Regions from separate parts of the Homo sapiens genome. Here all the other regions are linked to region 4. A link is a contact called in ENCODE Hi-C or POLR2A ChIA-PET data. All regions are on one chromosome and are shown on one strand. The core of a region is the stretch at or near the end of the contact, and the rest is flanking DNA. Distances in the headings are between cores, read along the strand shown.

Evidence for each region. A loop is a pair of places that touch in the nucleus more often than their neighbours do. ChIA-PET counts read pairs that join two places held with the same protein, here RNA polymerase II (POLR2A). Pooled maps may share reads with other maps.
Region 1: a loop to region 4 is called in a pooled map, with 13 times the contacts of the local background. The contact joins two enhancer-like sites. A Hi-C loop is called at or near these places in 2 of 168 maps with a recorded cell type or tissue (ascending aorta and sigmoid colon) and 7 of 50 pooled maps.
Region 2: a map of IMR-90 shows a loop between it and region 4 (5-fold over the local background). The contact joins the promoter of LINC01829 here to the enhancer-like site in region 4. A Hi-C loop is called at or near these places in 2 of 168 maps with a recorded cell type or tissue (IMR-90 and pancreas) and 4 of 50 pooled maps. POLR2A ChIA-PET finds 5 or more read pairs at or near these places in 1 of 52 experiments (AG04450).
Region 3: a map of IMR-90 shows a loop between it and region 4 (7-fold over the local background). The contact joins the promoter of LINC01798 here to the enhancer-like site in region 4. A Hi-C loop is called at or near these places in 7 of 168 maps with a recorded cell type or tissue (IMR-90, aorta, chondrocyte and 3 more) and 11 of 50 pooled maps. POLR2A ChIA-PET finds 5 or more read pairs at or near these places in 2 of 52 experiments (BJ and MCF 10A).
Region 5: a loop to region 4 is called in a map of aorta, with 2.7 times the contacts of the local background. The contact joins two enhancer-like sites. A Hi-C loop is called at or near these places in 2 of 168 maps with a recorded cell type or tissue (aorta and ascending aorta).

The regions. Positions count from the first base shown.
Region 1 is chr2:67,254,764-67,257,463 of GRCh38, reverse strand. All of the region lies in intron 1 of LINC01828 (long intergenic non-protein coding RNA 1828), which reads right to left. Among named protein-coding and RNA genes, the nearest start is that of LINC01829, 41 kb to the right of the region's middle. Within about 2 kb of position 1,368, at least 4 of the 41 ENCODE cell types and tissues checked have a DNase peak (open chromatin) inside an H3K27ac peak, as active enhancers do.
Region 2 is chr2:67,213,904-67,216,609 of GRCh38, reverse strand. It overlaps LINC01829 (long intergenic non-protein coding RNA 1829), which reads left to right and starts at 1,291. Exons shown (of 8, transcript NR_038844.1): 1 at 1,291-1,382. All of the region lies in intron 1 of LINC01828 (long intergenic non-protein coding RNA 1828), which reads right to left. The region is part of intron 1 of LOC101927661 (a long non-coding RNA gene); the gene reads right to left.
Region 3 is chr2:66,572,774-66,575,473 of GRCh38, reverse strand. LINC01798 (long intergenic non-protein coding RNA 1798) reads right to left here and starts at 1,444. Exons shown (of 6, transcript NR_110156.1): 1 at 1,309-1,444. MEIS1 (Meis homeobox 1) reads right to left here. Exons shown (of 13, transcript NM_002398.3): 13 at 1,605-2,700. RefSeq lists enhancers at 1-210, 2,605-2,700.
Region 4 is chr2:66,839,401-66,842,100 of GRCh38, reverse strand. No RefSeq gene overlaps it. Among named protein-coding and RNA genes, the nearest start is that of LINC01799, 64 kb to the left of the region's middle. Within about 2 kb of position 1,325, at least 6 of the 41 ENCODE cell types and tissues checked have a DNase peak (open chromatin) inside an H3K27ac peak, as active enhancers do; they include IMR-90, ascending aorta and prostate gland, where a contact is called at or near this core.
Region 5 is chr2:67,321,553-67,324,252 of GRCh38, reverse strand. No RefSeq gene overlaps it. Among named protein-coding and RNA genes, the nearest start is that of ETAA1, 74 kb to the left of the region's middle. Within about 2 kb of position 1,437, at least 8 of the 41 ENCODE cell types and tissues checked have a DNase peak (open chromatin) inside an H3K27ac peak, as active enhancers do; they include ascending aorta, where a contact is called at or near this core.

The DNA.
Region 1 (2,700 bases), core at 119-2,618, 420 kb before region 4:
AAAAAATTAGCTGGGTGTGGTGGCATGCGCCTGTAGTCCCAGCTACTTAGGAGGCTGAGGCAGGAGAAAGGCGTGAACCCAGCAGGCGGAGCTTGCAGTGAGCAGAGATTGCGCCACTGCACTCCATCCTGGGCGACAGAGTGAGACTCCATCTCAAACAAAAAAAAAAAAAAAAAGAAAATTATAGTTCTAAAACAGATTATTTATTAGCGCTTTTCTTTAAGGGCCATAGACTTCCTCTACTCATACTTTTATGCTCTGAGTCATGCCTGTGGCATAAATAATAAAGAACTGATTATTTTTCCATTACAACGAATGAGTAGGATGAGTTGGTTTAGGTATCCTATTCCATTCCAAGAATGGTTTCTTGGAATGTGGATCACTGAGAAGAAAACAACATTAACATCAGCAATGGCAAACTAACGTCATTGCAGAATCCTGGAATGTTAAAGCAGAATCATGGCAGTTAAGCCCAACATTTTACAGATGAAGAAATTGAGGTGAGAAGAAGTGAGACCTTGACTTGTTCAAGGACACTCAGCTAGTAATGACTGAGATTAGAACACAAATCTCACTCTGCATCCAGTACACTTTCTGTTTATACTCATTAGTGTTTTCATGTTTCCTATTTTCTTCTCTTTGGCAGACAGCTAGATCCTCCTTCCAATCATTCAGCGAAGGTCTTCTAGGTGCCTGGTGCTATACCAGGTTCTGTCATGTAGGTTACTGTATTTAATCTTTCTGAATCTCCACAGCATCTCCCTGCTATTATCCCCATTTTACACTTGGAGAAACAGGATCACAGAGAGATGAAGTGATGTGGCCAGGTGACATGGCCATCAGGTGACAGAATCGGAATTATAATCCAGTTCTCTGTACTCCAAATCCGAATCTACTGCACTAGATTTGGTAGGAATGTTTAGCTAACATTTGAAATAGTTGACTCACTTTTTAACTTGCAGGTGGAAAATAGAACAGCAGTTGCTTTACTGACTCTAAAACCAGCTGCTTGAATTGTGGTTGCCCCTGTCCTGTTCCCTCTGGTCTCTGTTGCAATGTTAGTTTCCTTAGTGAAGCAATGGGTGAGAAATAAACAACATAGACAAGCTGTGGGAGGTGAGGGATGCCATTAGTCTTAGGTTTGTAGGTTTAGAAAAGATCTAGAGGGCAGATACAAGAACTCCCTTCTCTTTACAGACTAGGAACTTCACACTCCAAACCATAAAGCAAGTTAGGGTTGAGTCCTAGAATAGGGGGAGAGTCAATAGGTTCTTTCTGTATTATCTGTGATACCTGTAATACATACTTGATACTGATTGCATGTGATTAAACAGGTTGCAACTTGTCTTTATTTTTTGGAGATGTAATTGGAGGCTGGCTTCCTCATCAAAACAGAATGAGTCATTGTGAAAACACAACTTAAGGATATACATTAGAAAATCTAATAATTTTAGGTACAAAGTACTTGAGATGATTTGGTTCAATTCTTTTATTTTACAAATGCATAAATGAAAGCCCAAAGAAATGAAATGGCCACCTGGCATCTCACAGCTTGTTTGTGGCAATAATTCGGCCTTCCGTGCCTGGTGGAGTGTCCTGCCACCACCACACACACAGGTCTTGTGAGGCAAATTTCCACATAAACAAAATGTAGAAATTTTCATATATTTTGTTTGTGTATAAAACATTATTAGAGCCAATTCTTCTAAATCTTTGCGCTATTTGCTCCAATGAACATTTATTGACATTTCATCACTAGTTAGAGACTTAATCCTGGGTTTAAAGGTACACTCTTCAATCTAGAAGTTTTTACTTCTAAGTAATTGTGACCTTGGTGATCTTTGCCATTCATCTTTCAATCTTGTCTAGTCCACTCTAGGAACTTGATGCTTCAAACCACAAAGCTGGTTAAGGCTGAGTCCTAGAATAATAAAGTCATAATAATATAGGTAGTCTTAGTTCTTGCTCCTATTAAGCTGTGTGGTTGCAGACAGTTTGTTCTCAATATATATGTATGGATCCAGACTGAGGGTTGTCCTTAGGGAAGTTAACTCCCCTGCACTTATGGCCTGCCCGGTAAACAAGCTGTCGGAGATTCTGTTGTTTAAGAAAAATTCTAGAGTCAGAAAAGTAAGGTGATGCTGGCATGGGACTTGATGTAGGACACTGCCAATGTGCATGGAAATGCTCACCAGGCTGCAGCTGACGTCTAAGGTGGCCAAGGGGAGGTGGCATTTGCCACAGTTCACCTCCTACCCCACTCAGTGACACTCGTGTGTCATATTAGGTCCACTCTGTCCCTGACATTTCAGAAAGACTTAAGACAGATATGTATAGTCCCCTCTGCTACAGCTGGGAAGTAATTAATGAAGAAATAACTCTCCTGTTCTACTCATTCTGGGTTTTTCTCACTTTCAGCCAAATGTTTCTTTGGCTCATGGTGGGCCTCATGTCCTCTTCCTTGAGGGGTCTGGTTCTTGGTTGCCTTACTTTTGTCAGGTTGAAGTTGCCATGACTGCCCTTTCCCTGTTCTCACAATCATGACAGCACCAAGAGGTGGTTCCCTGGCATGAGCTGGCCAACGGAACTAGGCAGTGATCATATTTTTAGGTACAGAGGTCTCCTTACTGTGTCCCCCTGGGGAAACATTCCTCACACTCCCCACGCTGCCTCCCACGAGGACCTAGAACCTCTAACCCA
Region 2 (2,706 bases), core at 42-2,541, 370 kb before region 4:
GCAGTTCAAGTGCTCTGACACTTTAACGCACCATGCAAGGTTAGCAGCCTGTTCACCCTTTATTAATTTGTTGGTGAATATATTTGGATTTTCACTTCATGCCAATAAATGCAAGAAGGGATGCAGTTTTGACATTGTTTCTTTACCCTTACACTCCATGTAAACCAAAAGTTGTCTATCTGGCAGCTTAGTGGCTATATGTAAAGCCCCTGTTTACTTAATCTGAAGGTCCGTTTCATTTCTGCTTGGTTTGCAAAATAAATGAAATGAACGAGTGTGTCAGAATTAGAATTGTGAGAGTCTGAAAAAGACATTTGGGTCACTGAGTGACTAAAAGCACTCTCTGTTTACATGTTTCTTCAGTTTCTGTCGCTGCAGCTGTGTCACAGCTTATAACAACTAATCCCTTTTTATTTACATTTTACTTTATTTTGTATTAAAGGCACTATTAAGCCACGTCTTCCAAATGTGTCTGAGGTTTCATAACTATCTTAATAGTGTATACACATTACAGTTATGGCAGAGAACTTCCTCCAAGTCTGGGTTTTGTTAAGAGTGACTTTAAGAATAATAGTTTATAGGACAATTAAAACGTGTTAATCTATATTTGAAAACTTGATCTGGTTAAAAATCGGTTCCCCGTCCGCTTATATTTGCCAGTTTTCTACATCATGTAGCTGGGGTTTTCCTGAGAGGTGGAAAGAGTGGGTTGTGGGAAGAGATGGCTGGAGAAAGCCTGGGAGCTAAGCTGATTTTAGGCCTTTGGGCTGAGGTCCTGTTAACATAACCTATGTTCTGCTTCAGGGGAAAATGACGCACGGAAGGTTGGAAATGGGGTTTGAGCGAGCACACTTTTCATGCTCAACAAAGCCTAACATCATTTTACTATACGATTTGAGTTATGTGCATGCTTTTAATAAACTGATCCTCACAAAAAATAAATAGATTTGTTCTGCTTAAACTGGCATACAAAGGGCTCAGAGGAAAAAAACTCTTTAACAAACACCTCTTGGGGATTGGAAGGTAACTTCACACTCCAGCTTCACGTTGGGAACGTGTGATAACAATTTGACAGGAAGTAAGTGGATTCTGTCCCAAGCCTTGGGAATAGACTTGACCCTGAGCATAATGTGTGAGTCTGAGGCCAAGAGCTTCCCGCCCAGCAGGGGGTAGCCAAGCGCCGATGACTGGGCAGGAATTCAACCCCATAGGTTCCCATCTCTTCCCACCGCCCGTCAGCAACACAGCTCTCCCTTTCTAGAAACAGGGTTTCCCCTCCAGGCTTGGATTCTTAAATCTAAAAAGAGCCTCTCACCTGAGGCCTTCACCTGAGAGCTGGAGCCTGTGCGATGGATTATCTGGACAGGGACCCCAATGAACAGGTGGAAAAGTACATTTATCTGCCTAAGGCTTGGAATGAAAATTGGGGGTGGGGTGGGTAGAGGCAGATTTTACTCTTCTTCAGATTCTTTTCTCTGTCTCCCAGTGGGCACAGGCTGAGCCTTGCGGGGATAGAAGAGAGATAGAGAGGTTAGGCCCTGGTTCTCTGTGTAGGGTGGTATGCATGTGTGTGTGGAGGGATATGGGTGTGAGTGTGCTGTGTATATGTGTGGAAAGCGTGTGTGTAGGTGTGTTAGAAGCGTGTGTGGGTGAATATGTGTGTGGGGTGGTGGGGAGTGTGTGTGTGGGGGTGAATATGTGTGTGTGGGGTGGTGGGGAGTGTGTGTATGGGTGTGTGTGGGGGAATGTGGGTGTGTGGATGTGTGTGTGGGTAGGGAGTGTGTGTGTATGGGGTTGTGTATATGTGGGGGAAATGTGTGTATGGGTGTGTGGGTATGTATGTGTTTACGGTGAATATGTGTGTGAGGAGAGTAAGTGCATGTATGAGTATGTGTGTCTGTATGTGGGTATATGTGTGGGGTATGTGTGTGTGGGGTTTGTGTTTTGGGGGGGTGTATGTGGGTGTGTATATGTGGGTATGTATGTGGGGTGTGTGGGTGTGTATGTGTCGGGGGGAAGTATGTGGGTACGTGTGGGGGGATGTATGTGCGTATGTGTGTGGGGTGTGTGGATGTGGGTGTGTGTGTCTGTGGGTGTGTGTATATGTGGGTATGTGTGTGGGGTGTGTGTGGGAAGTGTGTGTATGTATGTAAGGTGTATGTGGGTGTGGGTGTATTTGGATGTGTATGTGTGTGGGGTTTTGGATGTGTATGGGTGTGGGGGGAGTATGTGCATGTGGAGGGGTGTGTGTGTGGTGTGCATATATGTGTTGGGGAAGTATGTATATGTATGTGTTTATGTGGGTATGTATGTGTGGGGAGTTATACGTGTGTGTGGAGGGGTGTATGTGGGTGTGTATATGTGTGTATGGGAGAAGTATATGTGGGTGTGTATGTAAGTCGGGTATGTGTGGGGAGTGTGTGTATGTATGTGGGGGTATATGTGTGTGTGGTGTGTATGTATGTTGGTGGGTGTGTATGTGTATGGAGTGTATATGTGGGTGTGTATGTGTGTGGGGTATGTGTATGTGTGTGGGGAAAGTGTGGATGTGACTGTGGGTGTGTATGTGTGTGTAGGGGGAGTGTGTGTATGATGTGTGTGTGGCTGTGTGTGTGTATGGGGGAAGTATGTGTTTATGTGGGTGTGTATGTGAGTGGAGTGTGTAGGGAGTGTGTGTATGTATGTGGGGTGTGTGTATGTGGGTGT
Region 3 (2,700 bases), core at 195-2,694, 270 kb after region 4:
TCCTCTTTTCCTGTGGCTCTGCGAAGGGAGGGGGAGAGAGGAGGATGGGGGAGTGCGAGAGTGGGGGGCGGAGAGAGAGAGAGAGACAGAGAGAGAGAAGGAGGAGGAGGAGAAGGAGAAGAAAAAAAGGGGGGAGAGAAAAGCTAGACGGTGCATGGACTTTTCAGACGAATTCTTTCACACGTTTCTAATACAAGCGAAAAGCAGTGGTGAATTTCCTGGAAAAGTCCTGGCAGAAATGAAAGCCAAAAAACGTGCCTTGTGGCCTCAGGGTACGGGATGTGAGAAACTCAGCACATTCAAGCTAAATCTTCATTTTAGAACAGGAGAGGGAGAGGGAGACCCAGAGAGGAACCGACTCGACTGACTTTAGGGTCTTTCTTTGTATTTTAACATTGTATATAAATACTACACAACTAGGCAACGTGTTTCCTCGAGGACTGGACTCTGCGAATTACATAATGAGGGGAAAGAGGTAGGGGTGGGGAAGGGGAAGGGGTGGGGGCAGACTGCAGCGGGCGGAGGGGAGACTGGGGCGAGCAGCGGATGAATTGCAGACCAGTTGCCAAAACTTTTTTTTTTTCCCTGCTGCTGCTGCTGCGGCTGCCTTTGCTGCTGCCTTTGCTTTGAATGTGGGTAACTAGGAAACAGCAAGCCGTCTGAGAAGACGGAATTTCCAACGTGTAAAATGTTCTTAACGGAACCATTGAGCGAGTGCAATAAGGCGTGAGGGGGAACTAATCTTCCCATTTAAATGTTTGTGGCAATTTTATCTAAATGAATTTTAATGCTAAACGAGGGTAATTCCCCATTTGTAGCGCGTTTACTTCTCTTTCCTGTGCTTCTAAAGCAGTCGAACATCATGCAATGAACAATAACAATAAAAATACTGTCAAGGCATATTATTCATTTTGAATGTGTTATAATTACAGCTGATTAAATATGATAGGGTAAAATATTTTTAATTTTTTGAAAAAAAAATTTAAATCATATTAAAAAGTAGTCTCATTCAGCCAGAGCCAGCCCCCTTTCCACCCCCCCCCCACCCCCCCACCCCCCCACCACCAAATAAAAATAAAAACCAGGTACAATTTTGTGCCCTTGTTTAGAGGAGGGCGTTTTGTTTTTGCCTTTTAGGAAACATCAAAAACACTCTCAGCACCTCTATTATTTGCCTCTTTCGGATAAGTGTCCTCAATAACCTTCGAGCTGGCTCTGAAATTTACAAGAGGAAAAGCTAAAATAGCATTAAGAGGGGAGGGCATCGAGGCAGGGGAAGAAAGGAACTGCGAAGAGCGAGGCTCTCACCTAAATGGCTCACAGAGGGGGAACTCACGGAAATAGCAGTTTATTTTTTCTAATTCCTGGACACTGCTGATCTCGATTCTTCAGAGTCACCATATTCCCTAACTACTCTTCACTTGTAAACCTCCCTCCCCTAGCGCCTCTCTCTTTCTCTCTGTCTCTCCCTCTCGCCTCTCTCCCTCTCCCCACCACACCTCCTCCCCTTTCTTTCCCTCCCCCACCCATCCTGAGCCTCCTCAGGAATAAAGGCTGAAAATAACCAACTCACCCGGGCATGTACTGGAGAGGAGGAGCAAATAGACAGTTTATAAAGTTTATTATTAATTGTTAAAGTAAATAAATGGTTGTTAACTGCTAGCAACCACCTATCAAAAGAGAATGATTTCACTCACATCGACTATTTAGGTAGAGGAAGAATTGCCACTAGGTCAACAAGGGAGATTTAAACAATCCCATCTATGGGCTGGGGAGGGGTAGAAGCGCTGCCAGAGATGGCTGCAGTAGGCTGAGCCTTGCTCTCTGCGCATCCACGTGTTTAGAAACAAGGCCCCATCAGCAAAAGGTGAGAATGCATTGCTACTCCAGCAGGTGAGTCAGTCAATCACACATCACCTAGTAAAGCCAACCCACAGCTGGTTTCTCTTTTCGAATAGAAAATAGAATTGCTAAGGGCCGGTTTATAGGGTGACTTGGGCCTGAATGTCAGACTTGAGTTTAAGGCTCTCTCTCCTCCGACCCATCCTTTGTTTACAAAGCAATCACTACTGAAAGGCTTATTTTTTAAAACGAATTTGCCTTAATTAAAATATTTGTATATTTTCCTTAGCTTTGGGAAGCACTTTTTATAGCAGCAATTTTATTTAAATAAAATTATAAGCTATTCCAGCTTAAACATATTATTTTCTACCATTTAGCCGGCTGCCATGCAGAAATCTTGTACAGCTGTTCTGGAAAATTGGTTAATAACCAGTTTTATCCAATGAGAACATAGAGCATATTTATAAAAATTAGATTTTGAAGTCTGGTCTCTTCAATTCATGTAGTTAATTTCCTAATAAACATATACTGCTCATCCTAGGTAACATCCTTTAGTAAAAGACTTAACTTTGTACTTAGGTTTGCCTTTATGTGCAAGAATAATTTCACTGATATTAGATGAGTAATTCTGTTGGATGTAATTCTGAGTCTAGAGTTAGTTTAGTGCCTTTAGGCCTCAAATTTGCTGATATTAGGAGTTCATTAAGTCAGCTTAAAGAAATCAGTGGTTATTATTAAACAACTTACTTTGCGGTTAAAATTGTCAAATACATATATGGCTTAGGGAGCCAAAATTAATTTTTATATTTACTGTATTAATCTTTAAAAATCTGGGGGGCAGTAAACAAATTTTTCAAG
Region 4 (2,700 bases), core at 76-2,575:
GATGCTTGGCGATTAGAGATTTTAAAAACTAGAAAATCAGGTTTATCAAAATCAAAATTACCCAGAGCCTAAATTATATCAGAGCCTCTAACAATGAATGGTGTTTTCAAGTGATATAGAAATATTTGGTACTCATTCTATTTCCATTACTGAGCTTGTAAACAAATTTGAGATTCCCTCCTTTAGCCTTGCCTAAATATAAACTATATATTTATTTTGGTGACAAAATACCTGAATAGCTATAAAAGTATTACAATCATCTACAAGACCAGGGCTAGATCAGGCCTGCAGAGGCGCTAAGCACAGAAACGCTTAAGGCCCCACCTTTCCCTCCTGCTGTGCATTTAAAATAAAAACACCAGTCTTAAATCACAAAACTAATATGTGTGCTACAACTAAAACATCTTCTCTCAGATTTACTCATTTTGGAATTCTAATATGTTTCTCAAAGGTGAGCGTTTCTCTTTCACATGAGTGAGTGGGCTCGCTTCCATGTGCTTTCCGGGTACCCTAAGTGAAGTCCGCTCTTCGGCGACTCCGCACTTTGAAAAAAAAAGCCTTGAAATGAAAGCAGTATAAGTTAATATCATCATCCAGGCTTTAAGAAGAAGAATATTTTGTCGGTTTTTGTTTTGTTTGATTCTTTGCTTTGTTTTTTAGTCTGTAGGTCAATCCGTAAATATCTACATCCCAATGCAACCTCATGAAGTACAAGTGTGAGATCGTACTGTAATTTAAGCATCTAGGAAACCCAAGCTTTCATCTGAAAAATTGCAATAACAAATGCAAAGATCCAGCACTTCCTTTGGATTGTTTAGTTAATTGTCATTCTTCCCCACTTCTACTGAAAATATACACCTAAGTCTAGAAAAGAAGAAATTTTGAGTAACAAGGCAGTGTGTTCAGACTCAGGGGGCCACTTTTCATTACGTACGGGACTTTTTTATGATCTACTTTCTACTTTTCTAAAGCTCCATTCAATCAATAAACATGGCTAGTGAGAGTAATAATTGTTTCTATTTATGCGACACTAAGTACTCATCAGTCTCTTATTTATGTTGTCTTAACTTCTTAAACTCTTCCAACTATTCTGTACAGTAGGTACTATTTTTAATCCTCATTTTCTAAGTGAGAAAACTGAAGTTTAGAGAGCGTAAGAAACTTATCCTGGTTAATGGTATAGCTGGGATTTGAACCTAGAAAGACTTCAGAACTGCTGACAAGGATTAGCGAAAGCAAACGTACTTTGAGTGTTCTGAATTACTTACTTTAAAATATTCTGTGTAAGCCAAGATTGCGAAATGTCCCTATTCTAGATTGTGTAAGAAAAAATAACTACTCCTATTAAAGAATAGAATTTCTCCTTCTAGCTTTAAGTTCATAGCTTGTTGTTTCATTTTCTCCATTATCAAGGAAATAGAGTAAAAAAAGTACTTATTGTGCAGCATGCGGGTCCTTGTTTGAATCTACTTGCCCTTCTTCCTTACTGAAAACCAGACTAAACATTTCTGAATGTCTGCATTTAAAAATTTCCAACAGTAATGAATCGACTGTACTTGGGTTGCTCTAGCCGGATCCCCTCACTGTTAGCAGGTCTAACCTTCTACTGATATAATTGCATCACCACACTCATGGCCTTTCTGGTCCTTTCCTTGGATTTTCCAATATAATTAAAGTCCATGTAAAGCACTGGCTGTTCTTAAAATTGTTGTTGGAAGACTGGCAAGAAGGCAACGAACTCTCAAGGCATCATATCTTAAAGGAACCTATAAATGAAATAGGTCAAGGATGAGGCACGTAAGTGGCTGGGAAAAAAAAAAATCTCCGTTTAGTTTATACAACTTCAGCTTCCCTGTCTGTCCAGATTCCATATAAGGAATAGCAACTTTTTGAGCCAGCAGGCCTGGACATATTTCTTGGCCTTATAACTCACAGTTCTAGACATTCCAAGGTAGAGGGTCATTCAAACTGAGTTGTAATTTCTTGTGTATATTTATTTCCAAAGTATCTAATGCATAGTTTCCCAGTGAAATCATAGATGAAGGCTAGGGGAATGCTAACTGGGTTGTTTTTCAAGCGTGCCTACAAGAGGCAGTCTAAAAGAACTGCTCTGAGCTTATCAAGCAGAAGTGCCAGATGAGAGCTGGACCACCATAGCAGGAGCTCTCACACCACTTTGCAGTTCACCTGAACTCCAGCTTTGTCTGGGAGATGATATAAGAAGAGAAGAAGGAGAAAAGACATTCATGAGATTTAAGGAATAAATTCCCCTATTGTCACTAGTAGAGTGACATGCATAACACACTAACCAGGTTGATAGGGTAGTGTGATAGAGTCCAACAAGAATGTGCTGGGAGGTCAACCATCGGTATTTAGGTGTCTCTTCCAAATCCCAACCACTTATCAGCAGAGCAGTCCTGAGCACACAAATGGCAACTTAGTGCTTGGATTGCCTTGTGTGTGAAAACAAGTGGGACAGAGGAAGATGGCAGCACATTCTCTTTGCATCTGACAGTCACCAAAAATTAGAAGTCAAATTTTTCATATTTGAGTTTTTTTTTGTACTTGCAAAGTGAACAAATAGTATATTTAGTTTTACATCTTTAGGTGAAAATTAGGAAGGCAGGACAGATAATAAAATGAGCACAGTTTTTAAAAAGATCTAGAGTTGATCGTTATTAACTTTAAGATAATGAGAAT
Region 5 (2,700 bases), core at 188-2,687, 480 kb before region 4:
ATATATTTTGTGCCAGTGAAATCTCAAAGAGATCAGTTCACTACACATTTTTTTTTTCTTGCTCCTCATAGAACAAACCCATTTTAAGATTATTTTTCCTCCTTGGTATAAATTTTAAAATTTATTTTAAACAAATCACTTATTTAATATCATAAATTACAGCAATAAAATGACCAAGAGATGAGAGTGCGTTTGACTTTTTAGGTTAGTTCATAAAACAGTTGCAAAGTTCTATATCTAAGTAGCGTTATTGCGATCTTATAACGGCAGAACTTGGGGATAGGCAGTGGAGTGAAGTTCAGAATCTTGGGCTTTGTTTTCTTCAGTCCTTCTACAAAGTTGCTTAGCACAGATACTGAACTCTTAGAGAAGTTACAATCATTTTTAATCCGTTTCTTCACAGTCTGTTTTTTGTCTGGATTCTGTTGTACAGCATAACAGATAAGCAGATCCCTAATGAGTTCAGAGCCAGCCAGTTAGTTCCTGGATATGTTACAGGTCCTTGTTAATCCAGTTAGGTATAGCAGGTTACTCATTTTTCCCATTTCTGCCCTTCACCTTGCCCTCCACTAAGATTTCTAATTTTATTGCAGAAAGATCTACCTTTTAGCAATGAAGAAATCATTATTATTTTTAAAAAGCAATAGTGGTGAGAGTAATTCTAGGCAAAGTATTACAGAAAAAGTAAACAGCATGAGATGGTGGTTCTACGATTCCCTACAAGACCATCTGTTTTCCCAATGAAAAATCTAGTGCTTCCTCGAGTTATGTTTTAAAAGGCTTAAGCAATCATTCAGATAATCAGACTTCATTGCTATGAAATTTCATCAAACTGTACTCAATCCTTGAACTCATATCTGGGTCCATTTTGCCAATCAGATAAAACTTCCTAGGCTTTTTCCTAGAGGCATGAGTGGTTAACTTGATCTTATTGCACTGCAAAAGATTTTGTGCTACACATCATTTTTCATAAAAGCTATTTGTTGTGTTAGGAGAACTCCAGAGAGACTGCTTGTTAGAATAGATTTTGGGGGTGGGGGTGGGCCAGCGCTGGTTCTGCTATGTCACTTTGGACCAAATGAAAATTCTTAGAAATTCTTACAAATTAACCTCAGAGGACATGAGGAGGCAAAAAGGTGATACAGAGGAAATTAGTGTCTTGGTAAGTAAAGATGTTATTTCTCATGAACAGACCAATAATTATAAAAAAAAAAAAACCAAAGAAATCTATAATTTGGAAGCACTGAATTCCTTTGTCTTAAGATTGTCACTTGCTTCTTCTTTCAGTTGGCATAGGGGTTAAAGCCACCTGACTCCTTTTTTTTTTTTCCTTTGTAAAGGTCAGCCAACGCATGCCCACTCTTGTCCACATGAGCACAAACAGCCTTTGCGTTGAAAAAGCACTAGGTGGTGCCCATTTTCTTTGCTGGTGAAAGGGCTGGATTCCCCAAGGGAGTCACTCTGGGCAAGTTCACCAGGCCCTGGCCCACATAGCACAGTGCACTTCTCTCACAGATGACCAGGAGCATGGTGTCACAGTCTGTCCCTTCCCTGATGCATCCTGGGGCTTGCCTGTTTTAGGAAAGAGCTTTGATTTGGGGATACAGTGTTTTTACATGTGAGGATAGGAGTAGAGGAGGGTGGTGGCAAAAAGCTTCGAGTGTTCCCTTTGAAAATGAAAGATAAGAGGAATAAAGGCTGCAACACTGCCATCTGCATTTGTAAAAAGTCATAGTATATCTCTGCCAAGGCTCTCCTCCTGCCAGATCATCTGGACAATGCAGTGCACATGCTAATTTTATTTTTTCCCACTTTTGCCTGTAATCAAACTGTGGAAATAAGGCAAATGAAGGTTAATCTTAAATTTCAATTTGTCTCTTCACAAAAATAATTATTTGTTGAATAAAGCATGGCTAAATTGAAGATTTTGCATGCCCATGTCTCCCCCCCAATACCTACCATTTGAAGAGGTGGCTTTATACTACTGAGTTCTTTCCTTTAAAAAAAATCTTATTAGGCACGCTTAACAGATTGTTGCTTTGTGTTCAAGGAGAGCAGATAACTGGCTAAGAAGATTTTTTTTTCCAGAATAATTTTATCCAGGCGATATGCCCATCGGATCTGTTTTAGAATGTAGAACTATTTAGAAAGTTTTTGTTCTTGTAAAGATCTGGTAGCAGCAATTGAGCATAATCATGTTATTGTCATAAAAAGAAAAGAAAAGAATATAACAATTTTTTTCTAGTAGACATATGTCTTGTCTGTCTATAACCTATTCCCTGAAATTTGGCCTAGTAGAGTTAGTTTGTTCAAATATATTTATTTTGTTTTAGAGAAAGCAAGAAAATTGTTTTTTTGAATGCCAAAGAAATAGATTCTTGTAGTAAAATCTTAATCTTGTTTCACAGGTTGGTGAACCATACTCCAACAGAAAGGGGACATAAGACTGTAAGTAGTTTTAAAAAGTTGAACTAAGAGAAAAGCTTTATTATGAAACTATGAGGATTATTTCTGTGCACTGGCTGCCCCGTCATATGTCGTGGCATGTGGCGGGTTGACTGCTCATTAATTCTATTTATATCAGTATGATAATCCACCCCACTGAGTATGCATGTGTTAAAATATTCATAAATTATGTTTATTGTGACCAAATATACATTAAATGCCAAAAGAAGACCATTATTTAAAGACAAAACCAGT